Regions from separate parts of the Mus musculus genome. Here all the other regions are linked to region 1. Evidence: chromatin loops called from intact Hi-C (ENCODE). Cell type or tissue: gastrocnemius. All regions are shown on one strand. Each heading gives the region's core, and the rest is flanking DNA. Links, peaks and the distances in the headings are about the cores only. Region 1 has its middle 6.6 kb from the start of Wnt2b. Region 2 holds the start of Ppm1j (protein phosphatase 1J). Region 3 overlaps St7l (suppression of tumorigenicity 7-like). Region 4 overlaps St7l (suppression of tumorigenicity 7-like). Region 5 has its middle 34 kb from the start of Gm34548.

The links. Peaks named below come from ENCODE experiments on the same cell type or tissue, not always from the same donor. Only the 100,000 strongest peaks of a DNase experiment are listed, where the experiment ranks them.
Region 2: it touches region 1 in a loop (2.3-fold over the local background); 28 of 42 quality-filtered maps call a loop at or near these places.
Region 3: a loop joins it to region 1, with 2.1 times the contacts of the local background. A loop is called at or near these places in 12 of 42 quality-filtered maps.
Region 4: it touches region 1 in a loop (2.5-fold over the local background); 16 of 42 quality-filtered maps call a loop at or near these places.
Region 5: it touches region 1 in a loop (7-fold over the local background); 15 of 42 quality-filtered maps call a loop at or near these places.

Annotation. Positions count from the first base shown.
Region 1 is chr3:104,966,117-104,970,525 of GRCm38, forward strand. No RefSeq gene overlaps it. Among named protein-coding and RNA genes, the nearest start is that of Wnt2b, 6.6 kb to the left of the region's middle. In gastrocnemius, for the core only: a CTCF peak has its summit at 2,066; a DNase peak (open chromatin) is centred at 2,019; H3K4me3 peaks cover 1,228 bases; H3K27ac peaks cover 1,281 bases.
Region 2 is chr3:104,778,103-104,782,511 of GRCm38, forward strand. It overlaps Ppm1j (protein phosphatase 1J), which reads left to right and starts at 2,954. Exons shown (of 10, transcript NM_027982.2): 1 at 2,954-3,307. The coding sequence starts at 2,985. It also overlaps a transcript of Tafa3 not described here. In gastrocnemius, for the core only: CTCF peaks have their summits at 2,052 (motif pointing left), 3,828 and 4,031; DNase peaks (open chromatin) are centred at 2,040, 2,966, 3,315 and 3,559; H3K4me3 peaks cover 1,892 bases; H3K27ac peaks cover 1,646 bases.
Region 3 is chr3:104,885,212-104,889,620 of GRCm38, forward strand. St7l (suppression of tumorigenicity 7-like) reads left to right here. Exons shown (of 14, transcript NM_153091.3): 7 at 4,075-4,229. Among named protein-coding and RNA genes, the nearest start is that of St7l, 23 kb to the left of the region's middle. In gastrocnemius, for the core only: no CTCF peak of the experiment used is centred there; no DNase peak of the experiment used is centred there.
Region 4 is chr3:104,867,467-104,871,875 of GRCm38, forward strand. It overlaps St7l (suppression of tumorigenicity 7-like), which reads left to right. Exons shown (of 14, transcript NM_153091.3): 2 at 558-640; 3 at 3,380-3,545. Among named protein-coding and RNA genes, the nearest start is that of St7l, 5.2 kb to the left of the region's middle. In gastrocnemius, for the core only: a CTCF peak has its summit at 2,333; no DNase peak of the experiment used is centred there.
Region 5 is chr3:104,712,050-104,716,458 of GRCm38, forward strand. No RefSeq gene overlaps it. Among named protein-coding and RNA genes, the nearest start is that of Gm34548, 34 kb to the left of the region's middle. In gastrocnemius, for the core only: CTCF peaks have their summits at 2,294 (motif pointing right) and 3,106 (motif pointing left); DNase peaks (open chromatin) are centred at 2,315 and 3,106; H3K4me3 peaks cover 713 bases.

The sequences.
Region 1 (4,409 bases), core at 186-4,185:
CTGATGTCTGTTCTAGGCCCCAGGCTGATCCGGATGTTAGATTGCTCCCAGTGAGCCCAAATCCGCAGACCCACTGTCACCCCCTCTCACATGACCTTCCTCAGCTCTCAGGCTTTCTCCCCATCTCCTCTCTGGGGTACCATTCTCTCAAGCTTGTGATTCCGTGTCTAGCCCTAGCCCGCTTTCTAGCTTTGTTTCCTGGTCTCACTGGTCTGGCTTTTATTTCTGTCTAGATATTTGTCTGCCCCTCTTTCTCAGTTCTGCCACTTGGCTATCTCCTGGTTGGCCTTCTGTCTGTCTCTGTCTCCCTATTCCTCTGTCGGTCTCTCCCTTGCCCCCTTCTCTTCAGAGAGAGGGGAGAGACAGACAGACAGACAGACAGACAGACAGACAGAGACAGAGACAGAGGGAGAAAGGGAGAGAGAGGGATGCACAGTTGTGACCCATGTTCTTCTTTCTTTTCTCTCTCGTCTCCATCTGTTTCTCGGTGTCTGGCTTTCTGACTCTCTCCAGGACCTGCCTCTATACGTTCTCTGGTGCATGACTTTATTCTACCCTCAGCTCCTGCAGTACAAGGGCCAGAAAAGATTTAAAAACAAAATGCTTCCTACCTTCAACTCAATGCAGAACTTAGGCACTATTTACAATACTGTAAGTCACTTCCCCACGTTGGGCCTCAGTTTCCCCACACTGGGACTAGAGTAGATGGAGAGGATGGAGAGCAACTTTCTGCTGTGGAACGTCCTCTGTCTTTATCTCTTCTTCCTTTAGCATACGCCATCCTGTTATGCCCAAGGCCTCTGCCTCTGCTTCTAAATTTGACCCTGAAGCCTGGACTCGAGCGTCTTAAGGACGCCAATGGGGAGAGTCCCTGTTAGTGTCAGCCAGCAAGGCCCTCAAAGCAAGATTCGTCACTACTCCACTCCCTTAAACATCAGTGTAGACAGGGTCCCTTTCTGGGGCCATGTCTGGGATACAAACCAGATTAGCTCATCTCTCTAATCCTCTTTGTGCTGGAGCCTCTGCCAGGCAAGGACACCCACAGTGCCGTGTGTGTGTGTGTGTGTGTGTGTGTGTGTGTGTGTGTGTGTGTGCGTATTTGTGTGTGTGTATGTGTGTGTGTGTGTGTGTGTGTGTGTGTGTGTGTGTGTGTTCTTGGAAAGGCAGGGCACACAAGGTTCTCTCCTCTGGACCCCCTCCTTCGAGTAAAGGCCAAGTCAGCAAGCCTCCCTGTGTTTAAAAAAAAAAAAAAAAAAAAAGGCTGAGGTTTGAGCCAAGCTTGCCTCCCACCTCCATTCCAGTCTCTTCTGCAGGCTTTCCAGAACTGGATTATGCATTTCAGCTATTCCCCTGTTCCCGAACAGTCCAGAATCTACCCCTCTTCAACGCATATCTCACGGCCTAATTGTGTGTACTTTTCGGTCATTTTAGGACTTGGCAATCCCTTCTTGAAAAGCCCAGAACTTGCAGAAGGACATAGGGAACGTGGGGGAGGGGTGGGGTGGGGATCAGGCTGGCCCTCGGCATTGCACTTCAAATTGGAAGCCTCCAACCAAGTCCCTGAATTTTCCTTGGAGAGATCTCTCTGGGCTGATAAGATCAAAGCATTCCCTCTGCCAAATCATTACCTTATTTTCGAGGCAATTACAGAACTTATTGTATCAATTAGCCAGGTCTCCAGCTGCAGCTGTTTATCGCTGGCTTTTAGTTCGCTGGCTAAGGGTCTGCCCTGCCGAGAAAGCCGGACCGAGGAAAGCGAGAGAAGGGCGGCGTCTGGGCCGGGAAGGCCCGGTTGCTCTCTGTGGGAATGGTCGGCGGAGGGCGGGAGGGCGTCCAGGGGAGTGGAGCCCGCGGACCACTCTCGCCGCCATCCCTCTGTTCTAGGCGTCACAACGCACGGACGTGGCCCAGAGAGACGCCGCAGACCCAGGGGTGAGGCAGGTCGCCGGGGTCGGGCGAGGCCGGGGCTCCGCGGGGACCCGACTGAGCGAGCCCAGACGCCCAGTCCTTTGCAACGCTCGCGGCCGGCTGGAATGCACCCCGTGCGCAGGGCGCCCCGCCGTGGCGTTTTCTGGAAAGACAGAGGGCCGAGTTTCATTTTGGGGATCCCTGGGTTTCAGATAGGTCTGGACACAGAGAAGGGAGATATTTCCAAGAGTGGAAGAGTGTGACGTTCAGGGATTCCACCAGGACCGCAGCGCCTAGAACCAAACGTACCTGAAACCAGCATGGGTAAGGAATCCCTGGACGTCCTCAGACTTTTTGATCTTAGAAACACAAATATTACCGAGGTTCCTCCAGAGGGCTTCTTTTGTTTAGGTGAATTACTGTCACTCACGGTCACTGGAGTAACAGAAACACAGGGACCAACTGATAAAGTCCCTGATGGCCAGCCGAGGAGGCCATGAGCAACAACATAAAAACATTTCTTGATAGTAATCCAAAGAATAAAACAAATATCCACGAGTCTGAACTAATATAAATAAACAACTGAACAAATAAATAAATGGGGAAAGGACAAGTCTCCCATGTAGGAAGACTTCCAAGAAACTTATGTAGACACTGCACACTCAGCGACACGAAGTATGATTCTAATCCTTAAGTGTGCGCTGCACATTCTGACATCTTCCTAACACACACAACACAGCTATGGTGTGGGGAAGGGAAATGGAATTTACCATGGGAGAAACCTGACAAATACTTTAGCCGGGGCATCAGGCTCAACATTATTGGAGTCAGGGCAATAGTTTTTGCCCCAATGACAAAAATAACACTTAAGTCTCTTGTTGCTACAGAGCAACAGGACCACATTTGTTGCTAGAGAAATGGTAAAATGGCCCAGTGAGTTGGGAAGGCAGCTCAGGGATGTCATAGGAAATGCTATATACTCTTACCGCGTAACGAAATAATTGCACCCATTCACTGGGATGGCCACATAAAATCCTGCACACAGAGGCTGATAGCTACTCTCTCCATAACTGTCAGGATGGGGGAGCAACTGACATGCCCTTCAGAGATGAATGGAGACGTGAGCTGTGCATACAGAGAATGGAATGTTTTTAGTGATAAAATGAGCTATGAGGCCTGGAGGAGCTTCCCCTGTATATCACTAGCAGAGAGAAGTGGACCTGAGAAGCTGTGGCTCCGACTGCATTTCTGACAAAAGGCAAAACCACGGGAATGATAGGGTCAGGATTCCTTCCTCTGGGACCCCTTTTTGTAATCCCAGTGTCATGAGAAACCAGGAGAAAAATATCGGACAAATCCATCCGAGGAATTTATCTATCTATCTATCTATCTATCTATCTATCTATCTATCTATCTATTTATTTATTTATTTTCGAGACAGGTTCTTGCTGTGCAATCCAGGCTGGCCTTGAACTCTCAACCCTTCCACCTCAGTCCACCACAGGCTGGGGTTATTGATATGCATCATTACATCCTGCTGAAAATAATTTCCTTATTTGTTTCTTTTTGTAATATGCTAGGGATAGTATTTCCAGAATGGAGCCTAAAAAATAATGAGGACATTAGGAGGAAATAGAAGAAATCTATTTATTTATTTGAAATGAGCAAGTTGGTGAGATTGCTCAGCAGGCAAAGATGTCTACTACCAAGCCATATGGTAGAAGAAAGTGACTCTCAAAAGTTGTCCTTTGACTGCCACATGTATATCATGGCACAGGGACACACACACACTCTGGATAGATAGACAAATGATAGGTAGGTAGGTAGATAGATAGATAGATAGATAGATAGATAGATAGATAGATAGAAACAAAACTAACAATAACATCTGGCTTGAAGCTGAGTGTGGTAGTGCATGCTTTTAATTCATGCTCTGAAGGGAGAGACAGGTGGAGTTCTGTGACAGGTGGAATTCTGTAAGTTCAAGGCCAGACTGGTCTATAAAGTGAATTTGAGGGTGTTGCAGAGAGATCCTGTCTCATAAAACCAAAAAATAAAAAATAAAAAATAAAATTAAACCTGGCTTGGTGGTATAGTCCTAGCACTTGGGAGGTAAAGGCAGAAGGGTCAGGAATTCAAGGTCATCCTCAGCTACATAAAGATACTTAGTCCAGCCTGGGTTAAATGACACATTTGTGTAGGCATAATGTTTTTGTACATTGTATAAATTTTATCTTTGCATTATTCAAATGCTGATTTCTCTGACCTCATATCTGGTTTCAATCCAGACTCAGCATTGTAATGCTTATACCAAGAATTTCCTGTCTCAAGTTTGTGTAAACAGTTCTTACCATTTATTCTCTGCTTTGTCAATAATTGCTGATCACCCAATAGCTGGGAAGAATAGAGAATAGGGCGGGACTTCCGCCAACCAGAGGAAGGAGAAGGGAGAAGGGGAGAATCAGATCCCTCAGGAGGATGGAATTTGGAACCATGAGAAA
Region 2 (4,409 bases), core at 208-4,207, 190 kb before region 1:
GGTTCCAGACCTGCTAATGGCTACTTAGCCAGACCACATCTTCAAAGGAAAGAAAGAGAAAAGGAGGTGGTGTGTGTGTGTGTGTGTGTGTGTGTGTGTGTATAAAATCCAGTTCTTTGTTAGTACAATCAAGTGTTATTTAAGGTGCTTCCCAGGCACTAAAAGCAGACCACTGTATTAGAAGATTCTCAAGTTGCATAGTTTTTGGTTTTTTTTTCTTTGTTTTGTTTTGTTTGTTTGTTTGTTTGTTTTACCACAGGGGTTCCCGGCTGCCACCCGGGAAGGATAGTAAATACTTTCAACGGGCTGGAGAGATGGCTCAGCAACCACACGATGGCTCACAACCATCTGTACAGCTGCAGTGTACACATATACATAAAATAAATAAATAAATATTTAAAAAAATATACTTCCAGCACAGAAGTGCTGCCCTCCTGCGTGGGAGGACCAAGGGTAGTACCGGGGTGGAGAACCAGGCTGCAAGGTTTCACCAGGCATGAATGGCCCTGTGGATAATGGGTGTGACTCTCACCTTGGAAACCAAATCTGAGGTTTCTAGTATCTTCATCAGAAAGACAGTCAATAGTCCCAACAACAAAAATACGACAGGTTCATGTTTTGGGCTCATTAAACACTTGAGGGTAGAAGTGTGCTGTGACTCTGCCTCTTCCCAGCAGAGGTGTATGTACCTGTTAGAGTAAGGAAGGTTTGGGAACGTAATAGTGTGGGGGAAACAAAGAAGGACCCTGCTTCTGGATCCTGAGCATACAGCCCGGGACGGGGCGCTCCCTCTCTCTGGATCTCTCTTTCCAGGGTGCTGAGAATTGAATTCAGGTTATCAGGCTTGGCACTTTTGCCTGCTAAGCCATTCCCCCTACCTCTTTAAGACCAAGTCTCATTATGTAGCCTTGGCTAGTCTGGAATTTACTATGTACTCAGGCTAGCCACCAACTTGTGCTCATCCTGTCTCTACCTCTGCCTCCTAAGATTATAGATGTGTGCCACCATGTTTGTTCTGAGAATGCCCTCTTCCCGCCCCACCCCCTTCTCCTCTGTAATGGAGGAGTGTCATTCAGCTCCCAGCAGGGTAAGCATCTCACCAACTTTTCCTGCCTTCTTCCTCCTTGCTCTCACTGTACTGCCTCAGGGAGAGGGCCGGGAATGACTGAAGAGGTCTGATGGTCTAGGAATAGGAGAGGGGTTCAGATGCACGAGAGCCCTAGAGTTTGGTTATAGATGGGAGCCAGAGTGGTTCCAGAGTTCAGGGGAGCAGCTAGCATCCCTGTCCATGATCTGATACTGGAGTCCAGGGGTCAATAGACCCCAGTTCTGTGGCGTGGCCCATCTTTGCAGTCACACTGTGGATGCTGTGAAGAGCCCAGAAGCTGGGTGATGCCGAAAGGTGATAGATAAACTGACCCAGAAACACTGAATAATAAAACTAAAGCTTTTTTTTTTCTCTCTCTCCAGTCTTTGGCTTCCCACTGACATTATCAGACAGTTGGCTTCAGTTTTTCTCAGGAAGAAAACACTCATAGTGGCAGTATGCATGTTCTTTGCCCCTGGCTGCCTTTGAGTCTGATTTTATCAGTCCTCCCCACCTCTACCCTGGTGATTTCATTTTTCTCTGCCCTGCCCTTCCCCTACCCCCAAACACAGACCTAATTACAGCAAGTTTGTACTTTGAATGACCACTGTGTAATTTTTATTTAGAAGTGGTCGAGAAAGGCGGCACAGGTTAGCCCAGGATATGAACAGGATGCACATAGCTGGGTGCCTTGAGGTGGAGTCTCAGCTAAGAACAGGGAGTCGTGGTTCCCTCAAGGAAGGGCCTTGACTTCTGCTAAACTGTGTGTTGGGGATAGATGAAGGAGTGGATAGTGATCAACTCTCTAAGCCCAAGTATAAGGACAGAATTCTTTCTGAATCGGGTCAGTAATCCTTCCCTAGAGAGAAGACAGAGAAAAACAGCCCCTCTGTGTGAATCGTAGTGGGCTTTCCTGCGACCCACACACGCTTTTGGCCTGGCCTTTGTCTCCCCCTGGCGGTAGCCAGAGAACTTGCTCAGCATTGCTTTTCTGCTTGCAACCTCAGGGTGGAAATTTAGGAGTCCCGCTCCCCTCTGGGCCTTTTTCCTAGTCCAGAGAAGCCAGTATCTGTAGCAGGTTCTGACATGGGTATGAATCTCTAAGTGACTGCGTGAATCTTAGGCAAGTCTATAAAAGAACAGGAGACTGTCTACTCCTACTTCATCTGTAAAATGGGTGTAGCTTACCTTGCATCGTTTTGTATAGTGATCTAACAACTAGACCGTGCCTTATAGAGGGCCCAGTGTGGAGCAAGCCCTCAATAATCATATTTATTTACTATGTCGTTAACCTTACTAACTGGCCAGCAGACGTCTAAATATGGAGGTACGGTTCTGAGAAAGTGGGATGGAAGTGACAATTGTTCTTTCGAACGTGGAGGTGACCTTTAGGAAGAATAGTGCCTTCAGGCTGCCTGGCCTGGTTAGCACCGCGACTAGCACCAGTTCTCTCTGCTCTCGACTCTGCAGCCCTAACCCAAAGTGTTGTCACACCAAACCCTTCACACCCAAGAGGATGTTTCGCTCTGAAGTCATCAGCTCTATAATTCTCCATTCTGGCTGGCCCACCCCCAACCGAGCGCGAGGAGGCTGCCTCGCCCACCCTCGTCATAATGGGCAAATTCTAGCGGATTAAATCTAGCGGATGTCTAACCTACAGCATGGTTGAAATATTTCCTTCGTTCCGCTTCTTTCCCACAATAGACCCTTCCCCTTTGACACTCAGGCGGGACAAAGCAGGGATGCGGAGGCGAGGAGCGGGTGGAGCAGTTCCCGGGTAGCCTGGAGCCTGGGGAAGTTTGTTAAGGACCAGGAGTGGGCACCGCCCACCTGGAACCCTAGGGGCGGGGCCTCTCAGGGGGCGGGCCCACGGTCGAGGGCGGGGCACGGAGGCAGCATGCTAAACCGGGTGCGCTCAGCCGTGGCGCACCTGGTGAGCTCGGGTGGCACTTCTTCCCAGCGCTCCAAGTCCCCAGATCTGCCCAACGCTACCTCAGCGCCTCCCGCCGCCCAAGAAACACCTAAGAGTTCCCGGGAGAAGCCTGGGAACCAGGTCGGCGCGCCCCAGAAGACCGCGGAGACTACTGTGAGCTTCTCTCGACCCACCTTTCTGCAGCTGAGCCCCGGAGGGCTGCGGCGCGCCGACGACCACGCAGGCCGGGCTGTGCAAAGCCCCCCAGACACCGGCCGCCGCCTGCCCTGGAGCACAGGCTATGCCGAGTGAGCGCCCCGGGGCTCCCAGACGAGGATGGGACTCCCATTCTCCCGGGAGACGCATCCCGGCTTCAGGAACCATCCCAGGAACCTGCACCCCTCCCAGACATCCCCCGGACGGGGTGCAAATTCCACGACCTTCTTCAGGACCTTGTTCACCCTGCCCCTCGTCGACTCAGGACAGTCCCCACCCAGGGAGGGCGCAGGGAGCACCGCCGAGGATGAGTTGGCGGGTTCCAAGTCGCGGCCCGCGGTTCACAGGCTAGGGGAGGGGAGGTTTGAGAAGGACTAGTTCCTTTTGCCAGGGAGATCGCGGGTGGAAAGACTCGCTCATCCGCTTCCTGGCCCCAGCTCCCCAGTTCCCTGTCCTTCTTACCGGTCCCCTCCCCCTCCACACCCAGAAATAGCCCGCGACACCAGAAGGCCTCTGGCTTCCCGGGCGGGGGAGGGGTCCGCCCGCAGAGCACGACGGTTCCCTTTGGTTATGGGTGTGTAGACAGATAGGTGCCGGTAGAGATCAGCGTACTCTCAGAACCTGTATATTTTAAAATCATCTTCGGGGAAAGCCAAGCCAAGCCACCAGGGGAATGGGGGCACTGAGGTCGTGGAAGGAGGTGGTGGGTAGCCCCGCACCTCCTCATTAGCTTCTCCGTTGGAAGGGGTTTGTAGCTAAGAGATTCCTGCCCAGTCCAGGTGGGTCTACATACCCTATTTGGGCCGGAGCGCTTACCCACTCTTAAGAAAAACCGGAACTTTCACTGGGTCGTTTTAGGATGAGGGTTAATGTGTGCATGAAGGTGAAGGTGCCATGAATCACTGTCTGAGCTGGTTGAGACTGGAGGTGGGGTGTAGTATTTTGACCAGCAGGGGAGTAAAATTTACTGTTCCTGTTTGGCCACTCCCACCCCCACCCCCAGCACCACCTTCCGGAAAGTCTCCTTAGCCAAGGATGGAGGAACTGAGGCAGGCAGTTACTGTTGCGGGCCTTTCTATGAGGCTGTACGTTCTGCCGCCAGACAGTACTTCTTGCTGGCCCTGCCTTCTCCTCTTCCCTCTGGCTTGGAGCCCAGGCAGCTGTGACCTTTTTCAGCTTGGCCAGCGAGCAGGA
Region 3 (4,409 bases), core at 188-4,187, 81 kb before region 1:
AAAGTATTCATGGAAATGTCTACAAAAAATTCTGAACTTTTTTTCTCAATAGACTTCAAAGCATATGATCCTGCGTTCACTACTTCTGTGTAACATGTTATTAGAAATCCTAACACAGGCAGGTGAGCAAGAAAGGAAAAAAATGTGTCTGCTTTTGAAAGGAAGAAGTAAATTGTCTCTTCATAGGTGATGTGATCATATGTCTAGAAAACTGTAAGGAATTCACACAGCTAGACACCTATCCATGCTTATAAATTAGGTTTAAAATGTATGAATAAAAAGTTAGCTTCATTCTAAATAGTTGTGATAACACAGCCCCATTTACAGTGGCAGGAAGTATATGACAGTACATAGGAGTAACTTTAGCTAAAAAGTGTACGACTTGCACACTGATAACTAGAAAAGCAGCTGGAGAGAAAGGCCTGCTGACCTGAGCTCGACCCCAGAACCTAGGAAGGAGCGAGCTGACTTCCAGCAGTCACCTCCTCACTTCCGAACACACGTGATGGCATATGTGTGCCCACACTTACACACTCAAAGTAATCTTTAAAAACTTTGAAAACCCACAAAACATTGTTCAAATGGTTAAAATAGCAAGACCTAAACAAGTGGGAAGGAATCTTCTGTTCATGTATTATACAAATTAAATATCATTGACTTAAATGTCAGTGCTCCCCTAAATCAGTCTACATATTTAATGTAACCCCTGTTAAAATTACAATTCCTGGTTCTAGACATATGATTCAGTGGTTAAAAGTACTGGCTGTTTTTCCAGAGGACCCTGGTTTGGTTCTCAGCACTCACATGGCAGCTCACAATTATCTGATGCCACTTTCTGGGGCTCCAATACCCTCTATTGGTGTCCATGGGGATTGCATGCATGTAGTACTTAAGACATACATGCAGGCAAAACACTCATACATTAAAAAAATAATTAAAATTGTAGTTACCAATTTTGCAGAAATGGGCAAGCTGGTCTTATCATTTGTGTGCTATAGCAAGGGACTCTAAGCAGCCAAAAACAATCCTAGAGCAATATTAGAAGACTCAAGTTTTCCAATTTTAAACTTACTACAAAACTAGATGGCTAAACCATAAGGTTAGACAACTAGCCTGATGGATTCCAACTGGGAATCTGTACATAAGCTCATGTCTGTGGGCTCTCAGTGGATTTTTGATGGAGATGCCAAAGCAGTTCAGTGGAGGAAAAGATGATTTTAGTAAAAGATACTGAAACAATTGGATAATGACATCTACAGGTTGGAAATTGTACCCCGCTCCCTCACGTATGCATATCAATCAACTAAAAATTAACTAGACTATAAACACCTGTAAGAGAACATGGGGTGGGTTAGGGATGTATGTTGGTGGTAGAGCTCTTTCTCTGAAAAAGAGTGTGGGACAAAGAGAAGAGAAGGGGAGAGAGTGGGGCAGGGAGGACAGGAGAGAAAAGATGGGGCAGTCTTATGCCCCCAGATTTTCTGATGGTTAACAGACAAGACAATAAAGACACAAGCAATATGGTAAACCATGTCTCATTACCACAAAAGCCTCTTTGCACTAAAGGACTCTATTAGAGAGGTGATGTGTGACTGTCGGTGGGGAGCCATGAGAGACAGTAGAATTGCTAAATAACTATGGCACTTTTGGGGATGGCAAACATGCTTCATGTACCAGCTACAGTTGCAGGACCTTGAGAATATATTAAACGTTTCTGAATTCTCCAATTGAAAATGTATTACACTGATGGGTATACAAGATGGCTCCTCTGGTAAAGGTACAATTCCCAGAAACCACGTGGTGGAAAGAGGAAGCCAAATCCTACAAGTTGTCCCCTGACCTCTACATGTGTGCTGTGGTGTACACATAGGCACACATAATAAACAAATACAAAATACGTACATGAAAAACATAAAAATTTACACTGATGTGTAAATTTGACCCCAGTTTATGATAAAAGAAAGTCATTAGGTATGTATAGGACTAATTTTTTGTAATAACATCCTTATTCAAGAATATAAGGCAGAATTGCCAAGGAACATATAATGTAATTTGTTGTGGTTTTTGGTGGTACTGGGGGTAGAACCCAGGTCCTTGCACATGCCAGACAAGTGCTCTAGCCTCGAGCTACTTTTTCAGCCCTTTTTTCCCCACTTTCTGAGACAGAATCTTACTGATCTGCCCAGGATTATAGGCCTGTACCCAGAACTGGCTTGTTATGTTAGGAGTTGAGGATGTATCTTAATGATAGGCATTGCCTACCATGTGAGTTCCTGAGTTTTATTCCCAGCACCACAAAACAAAGTAATAAATTATGTTGATATTTAAGATTCTATTTCATCAATTTTATCTATCAAGGTCTTTACAAAAGTGGTGTTTTGTTTTGTTTTGCAGTGCTGGGATCGAACCCAGGGCCTCAAGCGTGCTAGGCAAGTGCTCTACCACTGTGCTATATCCCCAGCCTTACAAAAATATTTCTTTCCTGCTTATTTAAAAGTGTTTATACACATATTTGATGATAGGTGTTGTGACGTAAATCTGTAATCACCAGCACTTAGAAAGCTGAATCAGGAGAACGAGAGTTCAAGGCTAGCCTGGGCTGCATAGTGTAATTCTGTTGCGAACAACAACAAAAATTTGAAATTGTTTTGGGTATGGCAAATAAAAAAGTGTTTAAACCAATAGTGTATCTAATGTTTTATAAAAATCTAATGTAATACATTGGAGAAATGTGTTGATTAATAAAATTATTATATATATCAATTTAAAATGCTATCTGAAAAATGTCTCAGTAGTGCAGTTTACATTTTCATATCTGAAAGGCCTTCTTGACCCTAACTGAGGGAATGGCTAAATTGTTATTATTGTTAATCAGTAATAGACAGTATCTTGTCATAGAGCGCAAAGTACATGGTACTCCTGTATAGTCAAAGCTGTCCACAAACTCAAGGGCCTCCTGCCTCAGGGTTCTGAATATTGGGATTATAGATGTGATGATAGCTACTCCAATCACTAAATTTTGTGCATTCCCTTACATTTTTTGTCAATAATCTCTGATTAATTGGAATGTGTGAACTATATATGTAGCTTTTTAGATTTCCAGTAGCCATATTTAAAAAGTTAAAAAGGAAATTAGTTTGAGTGTTTTATTATTAATAGTCAAAATATAAAATGATGAGGTATTTTAGATTTTTCTCGGTCTTTTAAGTTTGATATGTTCTAGCATGCCATATCAGTTTAGGTTAACCACATTTCAAGTGTTCAGTCACTGCTTATGGCTACTGACTTAAATGCTGGACTGGGCAGGCTTGGACAAGCAGGACGAATACATCATCTTCAAACCAAATGTTCTGGTGATTTATCTGAATGGAAGGGAAACTTTTTGTTTTCTTTCTTAAACAAAGCCAAGAATCAGTTTATTTTATTGGCCAGCTGTTGACTTTAAAGATACAAACAAAAATCTCTGTGTTTTTAGCAGGGTGAAGAGAAGGAAGCTTGGGGTAAACATGGGTGTGTGGTTGAGTGTTGGTGTATGAGAGGGAGGCCTGGAATACAGACTTGTGTGGGTAAGCCTGTGAGAGACCGCAGACAGCACTTGGGTAGAGAAGTGTAGGACTGTTTCTGATCACATACAAAGGGTCTCTACTTAGCCCAGGGAGTCTTCCCAGTCTGCACTCCCATAGATGCTACTGTGAGACGGACATTACAGAGCAGGCAGTAGCTTAGAGCAAGTGTGACCCGTGGGGGTGTGGTTCTTACAACTATTTTTTAAAGCAACTTTTTGGGTATCTTTTTCTCCCTCTTCCACAAAATCAAAGCAGAGGGTCAGAGAGCAGAGATAGAAATAAAAAGGACAGAAAATAAAGAGTGGATAAAACATTGTGGAGTTGGCTATAATGAATATACTAGTGCACCACTGGTGAGTTGACATACTGAGTGATGTTTTATTTTTTTCTCAAAGATGGAAAGTATAGGTAGGGATAAGGGAAGCATGCCATAGCCAGAGGCCTGTGCAAGAGAAAAGTGGGCTTCACCCGTCCTTAATGTTGCCTTGCTTGCTTGCTTGCTTTATAGCTGTGCCACTGCCTACGTCCTACTGGCCGAAGAAGAAGCAACAACCATTGTAGATGCTGAAAGGTTGTTTAAACAGGCACTCAGGGCAGGAGAGATAATTTATAGACGGTCACAGCAATGCCAGCACCAGAGCCCTCAGCATGAAGCTCAACTGAGTAAGCACATTTAAACTGCCTATTCCTCCTTTCCCCTTTTGGTTTCTCAAGGTGTTAACCTCCGATTTGCCATGTAGGTGAGGATGGTCCAGAACTGATCTTCCTCCTAAGCTGGAATTCTTAGGCATGTGCCACCAGGCCCAGGGTTTGTCTTTAAGTTCTGAACTTGCATCTCTTGTG
Region 4 (4,409 bases), core at 98-4,097, 99 kb before region 1:
ACCATGTGGTTGCTAGGATTTGAACTCAGGACCTTAGGAAGAGCAGTCAATGCTCTTAACCCCTGAGCCATCTTGCCAGCCCCCACTTTTGTTTTAAGAACTTTTTCAAATTAATTTCACTTTAGGTATTAATGTTGACAGTTACTGACTTAGGGCAGTCAGCTTAGAATTTTTGAGCTTTGCAATAGTGGGAAAGCTGTCTGCATTCCATAGAACTTTTGGATTTTGATCTTTTCCCAAGCTAGCATTATGATCTCTATGGTACTGGGCAGCAACAGTAAGCCAGTGCTTCCCACTTGCATTCATACAAAGTGGAGAGTAGACAAGCAGTGCTATCCAGGACATTGTGTTGCTAAGTAATGGCAGCTGGAAGGTTAGTGATGTAGCTTACATTTTTTACCTGCAGTATTTTTAGTCTATAGGCTTATTTGAACATAGCCTCATCAGAGCCCAGGCTTCTTTACTGCTTACCTCCATCTGCTGAAACATACTTGCATGATTGCAATGGACTTAAAATTTGTACTTTGTAAAAACTTTAATGTTTTCTCTTTTAACAGTGACAGGGTTTTTAAGTTCACTGACACCCAAGTTCTATGTGGCACTTACAGGGACATCTTCTTTGATATCTGGACTAATATTTGTAAGTAGTTTCTATTTTCTTCACCTCTATTTTGATACTCATTTAAAAATTGTTTATATATTTACAAATCTATAAGTATTTGTTAGGATTTCCAAAATGTGTTTGATAGTGGGAAAAAGTTACTTAGAAACAAGTTTGAGAAATACCATGTTTCCTTGTCATCTTTTAGAGCGAGTGGTAGTATTTATTACATGTTAGGTTTCTTTTTGAGATAGGGTCTCATTATGTAGTCTAACCTGGCCTTGAACCCAAGGTGGTTCTCCTGCCTCTACCTCTGAGTGCTAGGATTACAGGGGTGAGTTACCATGCCCGACTTCATTTACTACATATTGAAAACTTGTATACAGAATGGTAGACGGCTCAGGTGAAGGTGCTTGCTGCCAAGGCTGACTGATGACTTGACACATGGTGGGAAGAGAGAACCAACTCCTGCAAGTCCTCTGATCACTACTCTTGTGTGCCTGCACACTCATAAACACATAAGTGTAATAATTAAAAACAAAAACCAAAATACCCTGCATACTGGAATCAGGGAGGGAGGGTTGGTTGAGATGGATTAGAAGTTTAATGATCAAAGCACCTACGTTATTATTTCAAAATGAATGAGGCCGGGGAGGGGGGGGTGCGGGGGGGGGGGGAGATGACGCGTAGTCAGTAAAATGCTTGCCCTGTAAACATGAAGGCCTGCCTTCAGGTCTCCAGCACTCAGGTAAAGGTGAGGAATGCTTGCACGCCTGGCATTCCAGCTCTGGGAGCTGGAACTCGCTGGCCAGCTAGACCAGCCAAACAAATGAGTTCCAGGTTTAGTGACTGAAGAGACCCGTGACCTTCACACACATGTGCATTACACATGCACAAGTATGTAAACATCAGTCCTTCACGTGGAAATTAATGTCATGGGTTATTCTATAACTACTGTTATCAAATTTTTCCACTTTTCAAATGGTTTCAAGAGAATCTGAATGTACAGAATTTATTACTTTATAAACAGGATCTCTTGTAAGCTAGTTGGCTTGAACTTATTCTGTAGTCCAGGTGGCCTTGACTGCCTGGCCCTCTTCCTTTGCTATATAAGTATTCCCCCATCATGTCCAGTTTATGCAGTGCTGAGACTGGAACTTAGGACCTGTGTATACTAGGTAAGCACCTAACAACTGACTTACATCTCCAGCCCCTGAATATACAGGTTTTATATATAATCTTGCAACATTTTAATTTTGACAGCACTGGGCAGACTGTAACTTATGTCTGGGACTTAGCATTCACTCATTCTAAGCCCCAAGTGTTTCAAAACGCAGAGCTTTTAGTTTGTGTTTATGAGTATTTTGTATTTCTGTAAATACAATGAAGTAAATATCCTGCATATCTGTTATGGGAAGATAATAGTACTCATTTCACAGGACTGGAGGAACCTAAATGAGATAATACATGTAGAAGTTTGTAATGTGAAGGTTCAGGGAACACTTACTGACTGTTGGCTGTTATTCTGTGAAGTCACACAATGAAGGACCACATTTGACTTTAACTCAATTTTTCCTTCAATACTGCTTTCCATTTAAAAAATATTTTAAAAATATGTTCTTCATTAACATCTCTAGGTTCTAGTGTTTCTTATTGTATACTTTGAGAAAATTCCTCTACAGATAATAGTATTAAATATTTATCATGCCATTTTTTTCCTGTTCTTTTTTCTCATCTGTAGGTGGTGCTGTACAGCTTTAGTAGAAATTGCAATATTTCTTTGACATTTTTATTTTTTGTTTGTGATTTTTTTGTTTTGTTTTCTTTTGATTTTTTGAGACAGAGTTTTTCTGTGTAGCTTTGGTTGTCCTGGAACTCACTATGTAGACCAGGCTGGCCTTGAACTCAGAGATCCACCTGCCTTTGCCTCTTGAGTACTAGGGTTAAAGGCGTGGGCAACCACCACCACTACCCGGGTCTTTGGCCTTTTCTAGTCGTTGAGATAAAGTTTCAAAATACAGAGAGTTTAGTTTGTGTTTATAAGTAAGCCACAGAAATACAATAAAACAAATATCTGATGTTCAGATAGTTCAACCTGGGGAAGAACTTGTCTCAGCGATGTTAATAGCATTGCTGAATATAGACCAGTGCTTTGGTTCAGGAAGGATTCTTATTAGGATTCTTATTAGTTCAGTTTACTAGGTAAGGGAACTGAGGCTCTGAGATATTAGAGGTTAATTGGCTTGCCCAGTACAGTTAATAAATAGGGGATCTGGTGTGAAGCTTGGAAGCTTGATCCTAGTTTAATAGTACTTGCTTTAGTTTTGAATTGTGCTGCAGATAGAATCAAATGACAATGAGAGGGGGAAAAGGTCTGCTATAGATTAGATACTCTTCCTTCTTTATTGACACTTCCCACTTTGTAGCTTGTGCTGGCCTGGAATTTATGATCCTCCTGCCTCAGTGTGCTAAGAGTCGAGACTAGAGGCAGGTGTTATCACATCTGACTCACTCTTAGTATTCTTTAATGCCTTTCAGCATGTGTAGAGTGTAGCCTAAGCTTGCCTAAACCTCATGACAAATCTGTAAGAAGGGTATTTCACTTTTACATGGCATCTGTATTTAGGGAATCTTGGGTTTGGGGGTTTTCTTCTGCTCATTCCCTCACCCACCCAAGAGCAGATTGTGCATGTAAAGTGCTGAACTGAATAAGAACACCTCTTCAATTTGTATTTATGAATTGCATTTTAAGTGAAAAATTGTTTCTCTTTATTACAGATATTTGAATGGTGGTACTTCCATAAGCATGGTACATCTTTTATTGAACAAGTGTCCATAAGCCATTTGCGGCCACTGATGGGAGGAACAGAGAGTAGCATTTCAGAGCCGGGCTCTCCTGCCAACAGCAGAGAAAGTGAAACCCTCAGACACCACCATCTATCAGGTGTTTGGTTTTTTGTTTTTGTTTTTGGTATTTCCAGAGTGGTATAGATTGATTTCATTACAGAGGATACAAAAATCAGTCTCAAAACAATAAAGCAGTTTGTGTGTTTATGCCCCCATCACATGTAATGATAGTAGGATATAGGGGCTTAGGGAGGTGATCAGATTATAAAGGTAGAACCCTCATGGATAGAATTAATGTCCTAAGGAAAGATACTCCAGAGAGCTATTTATTCTTGTCACTTTATGAGGAAATAATAAGAAAGTGCCATTTACAAACTAGGCATTAAAACTGCTAGCTCCTTGAACGTGGATTTTTCCAGCCTCTAAAACAATAAGAAATACATCTCTGTTGTTCTTGTCATTGTAGTTCAAATAGGATAAGACACAGAGATAACCTTCCTTCCTGTAAATGCAAGTAAGCCATGGCTGGTGTAGAGCACAGATATCCTCAAAGTCTCAGACCCCTTCTATGTAGCCTGTTATCCCAGACTCAATTGTTTGTTTATTTATAGAGAGTTTCATTATATAGCCCTGACTGACCTGGCATTCTCCCTGTATTCTAAACTGGTCTCAGACTCAGAGAGATCCTTCTGCTTCTGCCTCCAGAGTGTTGAGATTAGAGGAGTGCACCACAATGCCCAGCCAGTGGGCAGTTTTTAACCTGTGGCCCAAGGTGCTTATTCTGGTTTTAGCCATCATATTTACCCTTTAGTCACTAGGAAAACATTCACTCACTTCTCCTAACTCACCTTGCACTCTCCAGAAGTATCTAGCATGCACAAGGCCTCGTTCAATTCCCAACACTACCAAACAAAACATGTGTAACACACGTAATACTAGCATGTGGGAGATTGAGGCAGAA
Region 5 (4,409 bases), core at 169-4,168, 250 kb before region 1:
CTCCAAGTTCATGCTCTGTTTGAGCTCCTGACTTCTCTCTGTGATGAACAGTAATGTGGAAGCTAAGCCAAATATACCCTTTCCTCCCCAAGTCGCTTCTGGTCTTGGTGTTTCATCGCAGCAATTGAAACCCTAACTTGGACAACCTCCACCTTTGTTTTCTTACCATGTTCCTGCTCCCCTCTCTTTGGAAAAATGGAAAGAAACAAACTGAGCATATTTTAAATTCTGATCTCCATCATTCTTAGCAGAGCATTAATTAATTGCTTATCCATGGTAATGAAGAGCTAATTACCTAGTGTAGAAAGAAGAAAGGAAACATGAGTATGAATTTTCATCTGGGCTCCCGTGTGACGGAAATGAGAATGAGCTGCTTGTGCTTGGAGCTGACCATCAGTGATTAAAGGAAGAGCTACGGTCTGTTCATGGGCCGCATCTTAGGACTGGGAGGAGGAAGGGACAAGGTAGGCTTAGCCATCTCCTCTTAGGCAGACACAGGGATTAAGAAAGCTGGAACACGGGCTGGAAAGGTAGCTCAGTGGTTAAAAGCACTGACTGCTCTTACAGTGTGCTTAGGATCAATTCTCAGCACCCACATGGCAAATCATAGCTGCCTATATAACTCCAGTTCCAGTGGATTTAGTGCCCTCTTCTGGCCTCCATCAGTTTTTGCACACACATGGCTTATGAAAACACACACATGTACACAATAGATAAACAAAACAAAGAACCCACCCCCCCACACACACACACAAAGATCCCTGCCTAATGACCTTTCTTGCTTTGGCTCACTGCCATTAAAGTGTCACATTGGAACTGTGATTCCAACTATGATGCTCTGCAGACTGCAGAAAGGCCTTCTAGGAATGCAGGACACATTCCCAGCTGCAGAGGGTACTGCCAGCGCTTCCCAGGCTGATGTGCATATGATGACAGATCAACAGGTCACGCTGGTTCCTGAGTTCCCTGCAAAGTCACCTGGGGCTGGGGTCTAGATTACACCAGCTTTGTCTGCTCTTTAAAAAAAATTGTTAATTATTTTACGTGCATGCACATTTTGCCTATATGTGTGTCTGTGTACTATGTGCCTGCCAGGTACTCAGAGAGACCAGGGGAGAGTGTCAGATCCCCTAGAAGTGGGCTTACAGATGGTTATAAGGCTCAAGTGGATTCTGGGAATTAAACCCAGGTCCCCTGGAAGAGCAGCCAGAGCACTTAACCAATGTGTCATCTCTCCAGACCCTTTTCTTTGCTCTGACCCTATGGATGGTGACTACTAGTGACTAGTAGTTTGATGTTCTTGCCTTGACTTCTCCACAACGATGTACACACTGATGATATAAACTCTAACCTGGAATTGACTTTCTCCCCTAAGTTGCTTTTTATTAGAGTGTTGGCTACAGCAGCAGAAATAACTCTAGGTCATGGCCCCGTCCTCTTCCAACATAACCTTAGGAACCAACTGTTCTGACCTTTGGAGGTTCTTCTACTGCTCAGCTTCTCTGTCGGCAGAGACAGCAAAGGCTTCCCTCAGGACAGACCAGGTCCAGAGTAAGGTGAGGGTAGTCTCTGGCTTCCAGATGCCTTCATTGTCCTTGGACACGTTAAAATGTCCCCATTGAGGCACAGGGAGAAAGGCCAAATAAAGTGCTTGCCTTGCATCAGGACCTGAGTTTGGTCTCCAGAACTCAAGTGAACAAGCCTGGTGTGGCGGTGCAGTTGGAATCCCTGTGCTGGGGGGTGGGAAAAAGTCTGTCCTTGGGGTTTGCCTGTCAACCAGCCAAACTACCTAAGAATTCCAGGCCAGTGAGAGAGACCCTGTCTCAAAAAACCAAAGTGGATATCACCTAAGGAATGACACCTGAGCTTGTCCTCCGGCTTCCACACCTATGTGCACACACATGCATGCACACCTGTACACACATATGCACACCTGCTCACACACATATGCACAGTCATACACGAGCGCACACAAATGGCACTGCACTAAGTCCTAGATGATGGAGTCATTGACTCACAGTAGAGGGGTCACCCAACACCTGAGCACTGTTTCTGTAAGCAGCCTGGTTTCTATGGGCTCTCTTGCTGGGTCTCCTTCAAATGTGTCCTCAGCTTGATGCTGGATGTCTCTTAAAACAGCTGTGGTCTCTGAGCTCAGGACCAACTCACTGAGATTGTGTTAGCCCATGTGATTCAGGAAAGGCCAGTGCGCTGTTAATTAAATAGTCATCTCCAGGGACTCAGGATGACACTTCTCTGGCCAAGCTGGCTGATTCCTGCTATTGCTCCAGTCACCGGTAGATGGCACTGTTCTCCCACAACAGATGCCTGCTCCCGCCTAGCTGGCCAGGCTCACCAAAGCTGTCAGCCCTATGATTCCTTGGAGACAGAGACACCCCGTTCCATGATGCCAGCTGTGGACTGTCACTGAGGCTGCGCTCATGGTGCATTTGAAGACCCTCACCAAGAAGATGTCACTAAGAAGAAGCTAAGCACTGGCAAGAAGCTAGGTCTTGGGGGTCCAGTCCCTGCACACACCTGTGTGGTTTGTCTTTCTGACAAGGAAGAGCTGCTTTTGGACTCTAAAAGCCCAATTTCTGCTGCCCCAAGAGATGGCAGTGCCATTTCTAACCCCAGGTGAGCCCGTGCAGTCCAGCAGGGTGTCTGGCAGGAAAGCAGAGGCCAGGACCCTTTCCCGTTCTGGTAGCTACACTGGGTTCCCGGATCTCCAGGGGCTTCTTGGACCTAACGGCTAATACGAGAACTGAGAGGTGAATGGAGAGCTCAGGTCATGGGAAACAGCACGCCTTTCCCTGGGATAGGCTCAGTCTCTGGATGGGGTGGCAGGCTGTGCGGGGAGGGAGGGGATCTAGGTCCCAGGCACCAGCTGTGACACAGCCCTGTGTCCTTAGGCAAATAATTTAAAGTTTCTGAATCTCAGAGAAAAGCAAGGGAGTCATATTCCATTTGAGACGCTCTTCTAACGCCCTGCTGTGGGAGACATGGGAACAGAGCAGATTCAAACTGCAGCAGGAGAGGTTCAAGCTAGATCTGTGAAAAACATCCAGGCTGAGCAATGTAGTGATGAACTGGGACAGGGAACCCTGCCAACTCCACAGTGCCACCTACAGGCTGGAGGACTGAAAAGGAAAGACCAGGCCATGATGTCAGCTGCAGTTCTGGACGTGCAGAGTAACACCAGAGGGTTGGCCTCTAGGAGATAGGATGAGGGTGTAGCAAGAAAAGAGTAGCCCAGGGGTTGTTGGGTATGACGCTCCTCCCTCACTGCGCTTACGGGTTAGAAGCTTGGTTTTCAATGTGGTGATGTTAAGAGGAGATCAGGTAGGAAGAATTTAGACCATTTGGGGTGCTGTCCTGAGAAGGGATTAAAGCAATTCTTGTGGGGTTATGAGAGAGTCATTACTGAAAAGCAAATCTGCCCTCTCTCTAGTCTCCATTTTGCCTTGTGAGGTCCCTCTCTCCTTTCTCTCCTCCCTCTTAGGATGCTATCTACTGCGATATGGAGTCGGAAGTATCTCATCAGAGACTAAATAGATGGAGTTACCAAATCTTGGAGTTTAAGCCTCCAGAACTGTGAGCTAAATAGACCTATTTTCTTAACAAAACATCCAGGCTCATGGATTTCATTACAGTGATAGAAAACAAGCCAGAAGATCCCCATAGAGCAAAGTAAGCAGGCATGCTGAAGGCTAAAGAAAAAAAATTGTTCTCATCTGGAACTTAGCTTTTTTTTTTTTTTTTCCAGTTGGGTCCAGAAGCCAGGAGGGAGCAGAGAGGAGGACAGGATGGTGGACTTGTCCAGGCTGCAACCAACAAACATGTACCAAAAAGATGCAGAGAATCAGGATTTCCAGCCCGGCCTGAACTCTACTGAGCCACATACCACAGAGCATATCCTCCTGTGGACCTTGGAGACTCCCGAAACCGTATCTCCATCCTGACTCTTTAATAGTCCCCACCCTACCCCATATTTCTCAGGAATCTACAGTAACCAGCAGTTTCTGGGTGATCCACAAAAAAAGCCTCTCCAGGTCTTTGAGGGAACCATAACTCTTCCCTGGGCTGAGAGGTGAGGGCGGGGCTGAGTCTCTGCATGGTTAAGGTGACACCTGTGGGTGCTGGGTTAGCCCAGCTCCAGCGTCAGGGAAGGAGGGATGAAACTCCTTCCTGAGAGCCTCTTGGCCCCACAATTAGCTGAATAAAGGTTTGATACATTCAGCAAGTGTTAGCAGAGAAGAGCCCCAGGCAGGGCAGGGGTTGTTTCCTAGGACCCAGGCCGAGGGGATGACCATGACCGAGGGGAACATCAGTCTGCTCAGATATGTGGCTTCTCAGAGACTGACTGGCAGGAGGGAAACGCTGTGGCCCAAACCAACACCCAGACCTAT